Regions from separate parts of the Homo sapiens genome. Here region 1 is linked to region 2. The links are chromatin loops, found by intact Hi-C in ENCODE. Cell type or tissue: B cell. All regions are shown on one strand. Links, peaks and the distances in the headings refer to the core of each region. The heading gives the core; the rest is flanking DNA. Region 1 overlaps SAMD8 (sterile alpha motif domain containing 8). Region 2 has its middle 35 kb from the start of C10orf55.

Region 1 (2,916 bases), core at 264-2,763, 1.2 Mb after region 2:
CAAGAACTGAAGTGCAGCCAAGAGAATGATGATGTAACTGAGGAGGGAATTTAATTCTTTTAAAGATGCTGCCCTAAATTCTACTGCTCAGAAGTGGGACATAACAAAACAGAAAATCACCACTAAAGAGTTTCAAAATGGATGGTAGGAGTTAGTGCAAGGTCTTTGAAACTGTTTTGTAATTATTGCAGATTTTATCGATGTTTTGGAAACAATACCCTGTGCTTGCTAAGAAAATGCAAAATAGGCTGGGCACAGTGGCTTGCGCCTGTAATCCCAGCACTTTGGGAGGGTGAGGCAGGCAGATCACTTGAGATCAGAGTTCGAGACCAGCCTGGCCAGCATGGTGAAATGCTGTCTCTACTAAAAATATAAAAATTAGCCAGGTGTGGTGGTGTGCCCCTATAGTCCCAGCTACTTGGGAGGCAGAGGCAGGAGAATTGTTTGAACCTGGGAGGCAGAGGCTGCAGTGGGCTGAGATCACGCCGCTGCATTCCAGCCTGGGCGACAGAGCAAGACTCCGTCTCAAAAAAGAAAAAGAAAAATATCTTTCTATAAGTATAAAGAGAAAAGAGTAGTTTTTGTTTGCTGAATGAAAATGTTTTCATTTATGGTAAAAATTTTAAAATAGTATGGAAAAAAGTTGGATAATCCCAAATACTATAAACTACAGAGTTATTAATCACAAAGTTTAGCCATATATGCCCAAATTAAACCTTATCCTCCTACATCATAGTTTAGGCTTTTTGCTTTCATAAGAATTGTTTTTATGTTCTGGTTTATGGATCTGCAAACATGTAGTCTTTATTATGTGGATATTAGATAAGCTAAATGTATTTGATTTAGCTGTATTTCAGCTTCAGTGCATCTATAATATATAATTGCCCTAAGAAAAATTTATTAACTCTAGCTTTATATAATGTTTGAAGTCTCTTCCTCAGTGTTTATCTTGGGATATGGATCTTAATTTTTTTACGTTTTATACATCATTTGGAAGCTGTTTAACTTTTAAATTTTGTAAACTAAATCAGTAATGATTTGTTTTTTTTTTTTAATTTGAGACGGAGTTTCGCTCTTGTTACTGAGGCTGGAGTGCAGTGGTGCGATCTCAGCTCGCTGCAACCTCCGCCTCCTGGGTTCAAGCAATTCTGCCTCAGCCTACTGAGTAGCTGGGATTACAGGGGTGCACCACCATGCCTAGCTAATTTTTTTGTATTTTTAGTAGAGACGGGGTTTCTCCATGTTGGTCAGGCTGGTCTCGAACTCCTGACCTCAGGTGACCTGCCCGCCTTGGCTTCCCAAAGTGCTGGGATTACAGGCGTGAATCAATAATAATTTATACAAATAGCACATATTGTATTTATGAGTCAAGTTTTATCAGTTGTGAATTCCTTTAGGGGCATTTGAATGTAGGGCTTTTAAATACAATCACAGAATTTAGAATAGAGGACAGTTGCTTCAGCTGGTTGTACTCCAATATTTTTGATGATTTTCTGCACACACATGCACACACACGTGCGCACACGTGAGAAGTGAAACTACAAGAAAAATCCAGCATGTTTAAGTCACTGTAATCACCATCTGAACATGGATTTTGCTTCTGTAAAAGTAAGCATATTGTAAAGGTTTCATTTTGTTGATATATTCTCTGTATTTTAAATATTGTTAGCTGGGCACGGTGACTCACTCCTGTAATCTCAGCACCTTGGGAGGCCGAGGCAGGCGGATTGCCTGAGGTCAGGAGTTCAAGACCAGCCTGGCCAACATGGTGAAACCTCGTCTCTACTAAAAATACAAAAAAATTAGCTGGGCGTGGTGGCGCGCATCTGTAATCCCAGCTACTCGGGAAGCCGAGGCAAGGGAATCGGTTTAACCTGGGAGGTGGAGGTTGCAGTGAGCCGAGATTGTACCACTGCACTCCAGCCTGGGCGACAGAGTGAGACACTGTCTCAAAAAAAGTAAAGATTGTCCAGTGATGGATTAGAGGCTATTTTGGTCTCTTGTGTGTTGGTATAATTAAGCCCAGTGGAATAGCTGTGTCTTTCTAGTTTTTAGTGCCTATCACTTTAGGAAGTTTCCCAATTCCCAAACTGTACAGAAGTGCTTTCAGGTATCAACAGTAATCAGTTACATCACTGACATACTTTTTATTTTATTTTATTTATTTATTTTTGAAATGGAGTCTCGCTCTATTGCCCAGGCTGGAGTGCAGTGGCACGATCTCGGCTCACCGCAAGCTCCGCCTCCCAGGTTCATGCCATTCTCCTGCCTCAGCCTCCCGTAGCTGGGATTACAGGCGCCTGCCACCATGCCCAGCTAATTTTTTGTATTTTTAGTAGAGATGGGGTTTCACCGTGTTAGCCAGGATGGTCTCTATCTCCTGACCTCGTGATCCGCCCGCCTCAGCCTCCCAAAGTGCTGGGATTACAGGCGTGAGCCACCGCGCCCGGCCAGCGTCATACTTTTTAAAATGTTGGTGAGTGGTATGCTCCTGTGGAAATATTTATTAATAGTTAAATTTTATGTTAAGTCGTTATATGAGCAGTGCATATTGATGTGTAGAGCAATGCATTGAGTAACTAGAACCTCTATTTTATATTATTGTTTCTCAGTTTATGTAGCTTAATTACGTTGTTATGTTGAAAAGTAATTTCCATCTTTTTTTTTTTTTTTTTTTTTTTTGAGACGAAATCTCACTCTGTTGCCTGGGCTGGAGTGCAGTGGTGCAATCTCAGCTCACTGCAGCCTCCGCCTCCCAGGTTCAAGCGATTCTCTTGCCTCTGCCTCCCGAGTAGCTGGGACTACTGTCGTGCACCACCACACCTGGCTAATTTTTGTATTTTTAGTAGAGGTGGGGTTTTATGTTGACCAGGCTTGTCTTGAAGTCTTAACCTCAGTGATATACCCACTTCGGCC
Region 2 (2,916 bases), core at 165-2,664:
ATAATCTCAGCAATTTGGGAGGCCAAGGCGGGAGGATTGCTCAAAGCCAGGAGTTTGAGACCAGCCTGGGCAACAAAGTGAGGCCTGTCTCAACAAAATAAAAAAATTTTTAAATTAGCCAGGTGTGGTGGCATGAGCCTATAGTCCTAGCTACTCAGGAGGCTGGGGTGGGAGGATCCCTTAAGCCCAGGAGGTGGAGGCTGCAGTGAGCCCTGATTGCCTCGTTGGACCCCAGTCTGGGCAACAGAGCAAGTCCCTGTCTCTAAAATAAAATAAAATAAATAAATAAGGGATCCTAATAGTACCTCTCTCATAGGGTGGTTTGAGAGTCAAATGAGATAATGCACAAAAATCTCCTAGCCCAAGAGCCTGAAGCACCCTAAAAGTTCGGGAAACTGTATTCTTACTGTTGGCCCCTTACCTACCATCTCCTCCACCAGGAGCTGGCCCCTGAAGCCTCACCCCAAAAGAACGGTTTCTGCCCCCGGGTTATGTCAGGTCCTTAGGTGGAACTCTGAGTCCCACATCACTAAATGCTGACATGCCCGCAGAATCCAGGAGGCTCCAGTGACTAGAAAGAAGTTTCATCAAATTTGAACAGGAAGCAGCAGTGGCAGCTGATAATCTGTGACCTGAATATAGCTATCCATTATCTCACTGTGGTTTCTGGTTTCCCTGACAGAGAAAACGCCCACAACTTTCTTAAAGTTATTCTAAACACTCAGTTCCTTGTTTGGCTTTGGCAGGATAATGTTACCCCTGGGTGCCCCTGTGCTTTGGGCTGTGGCCTCCCTGCCAGCCTGAGGCTCCAGCTCTTCAGCCAATCTGTGGGGCAACCGTCCCTTCCACTCAGAGGGCAGTGACAGGAGCAGACCAGGAAAGAGGCCGCCAGTATCTGCAGCCATTGGAAGTGGGGGGGAAAAGCAAGAAACCTTAAATACAGCATTCTTGTTCCTCTTCAAGAAACCAGCCAGGCAGGACTGACATGCCGGGAGTGAGCCACCAGCTGCTTCTCACCATCACTGGTTTCTAAATTACGCTCCATTCCCAATTGCTTCTCTCTGGTTCTGTTCTCAGGAAAGCAAATCTGCCCTCCTAGTTCCTCCACCTCCAAATGAGGAGCTGAGCCCAGGCCCAGGACACAGGTTTGGCAGAAAAGCCGTTACCTCTTGTTATTGTAAAACCCAGAGTCCAAGAGGCTCCCAGACAATAGGCAAAGTAGGCAAAGTTTGTTTTTGCCTTCTCTTCCCCAGCCAAGCCCTGCTCACTGTTGTCTACCAAAGCTTTGATGACACCGTATCACTTATCACTACATCTTCTGAATTATTCATTCTGAAGAATTCAGGATTTCTTGTGTTCCCCCTCTCAGGAGTACTTATATGTTAAGAGAAACCTTGAGATAGTAATGCTTACTTAGAGGACCATGTCTCTGACACCTGTGTTTGGTAGGGAGGGGAGGGCTTTGGGCTCTCTCTGGCCCCCTGGTGGCCACCACTTCTCTGTTAGTGCTCCAGATGGAGATATGCGGATGACATGGCATGACTTTTAAAATATATATATATATTTTTCTTTTTTTTTTTTTTTTCTGAGACGGAGTCTCGCTCTGTTGCCCAGGCTGGAGTACAGTGGTGTGATCTTGGCTCACTGCAACCTCCACCTACCGGGTTCAAGTGATTCTCCCGCCTCAGCCTCCCCAGTAGCTGGGACTACAGGTACACCACCATGCCTGGCTGATTTTTGTATTTTTAGTAGAGACGAGGTTTCTCCATGTTGGCCAGGCTGGTCTCGAACTCCTGACCTCGTGATCTGCTCACCTCGGCCTCCCAAAGTGCTGGGATTACAGGCATGAGCCACCATGGCTGGCTAGAGTTTTTTTTTTTTAATTTCCTTTTTGTTTTTTTGAGACAAGATCTCACTCTTACTCTATTGGCCAGGCTCGAGTGCAGTAGCACCATCACGGCTCACTGCAGCCTCAACCTCTAGGGCTCAGGTGATCCTCCTGCCTCAGCCTCCCAAGTAGCTGGGACTACAGGCACACACACACACTGGCTGATTTTTTTTTTGTATGTTTTGTAGAGACAGGGTCTCCGTATGTTGCCTAGGCTGGTCTTGAACTCCTGGGCTCAAGCAATTTGCCTATCTCAGCCTCCCAAAATGCTGGGATTACAGATGTGAGCCACTGCGCCCACCTAAAAGATCTTGTAAAGATCTTTTTTTTTGTGTCTGGGAGCGGTGGCTCATACCTGTAATCCCAGCACTTTGGGAGGCCAAGGTGGGTGGATCACCTGAGGTCAGGAGTTCGAGACCAGCCTAGCCAATATGGTGAAACCCCATCTCTACTAAAAATACAAAATTTAGCTGAGCGTGGCGGTGGGCGCCTGTAATCCCAGCTACTCAGGAGGCTGAGGCAGGAGACTAGCTTGAACCCGGGGTGGGGCACGGAGGCTGCAGTGAGCCATTGTGCCACTGCACCTTCAGCCTGGGCAACAGAGTGAGACTCTGTCTCAAAAAAAAAAAAAAAAAGAGATAGTTTTTTGTTTGTTTTCTGAAGAGGAACAGGAAGGTGAAACTCCTGCAGTTTGGTTAGAACAAAATGGGGAAGCTGTCAAAGCAGGTGGCTGCAGAGCTCGGGAAGATACGGATAATGGCTGCTTTCACATGCCCCAGAGCTTGTGCTCAGAGCAAGAAGGCCTCCCAGGAAGGTCAGAGGAGTAAAGGGTCACTTAGGGATTCTGAGGCACAGTGGAAGTGATGCTAGTTGAGCAGAGATGAAACCAGACTTCTGAAGGCACAGCTCTGCCACCAGCTAGTTGAAAGCTGAGCAGTCATCTAACCTGTCTCAGGCTCATTCTCTTCACTTAAAATACCGCAGGCAGGAAGAATCACACTAAGATGTCGATAGTGGTCCTCTCTGGG

What was found. Peaks named below come from ENCODE experiments on the same cell type or tissue, not always from the same donor. Only the 100,000 strongest peaks of a DNase experiment are listed, where the experiment ranks them.
Region 1: a loop joins it to region 2, with 10 times the contacts of the local background. A loop is called at or near these places in 1 of 110 quality-filtered maps.

The regions. Positions count from the first base shown.
Region 1 is chr10:75,118,117-75,121,032 of GRCh38, forward strand. The region is part of intron 1 of SAMD8 (sterile alpha motif domain containing 8); the gene reads left to right. It overlaps LOC124902460 (a long non-coding RNA gene), which reads right to left. Exons shown (of 3, transcript XR_007062202.1): 3 at 1,527-1,600. Among named protein-coding and RNA genes, the nearest start is that of SAMD8, 7.9 kb to the left of the region's middle. In B cell, for the core only: no CTCF peak of the experiment used is centred there; a DNase peak (open chromatin) is centred at 1,514.
Region 2 is chr10:73,956,077-73,958,992 of GRCh38, forward strand. No RefSeq gene overlaps it. Among named protein-coding and RNA genes, the nearest start is that of C10orf55, 35 kb to the left of the region's middle. RefSeq lists enhancers at 545-644, 832-1,339, 2,890-2,916. In B cell, for the core only: a CTCF peak has its summit at 1,507 (motif pointing left); DNase peaks (open chromatin) are centred at 805, 1,455 and 2,605; H3K4me3 peaks cover 1,502 bases; H3K27ac peaks cover 2,288 bases.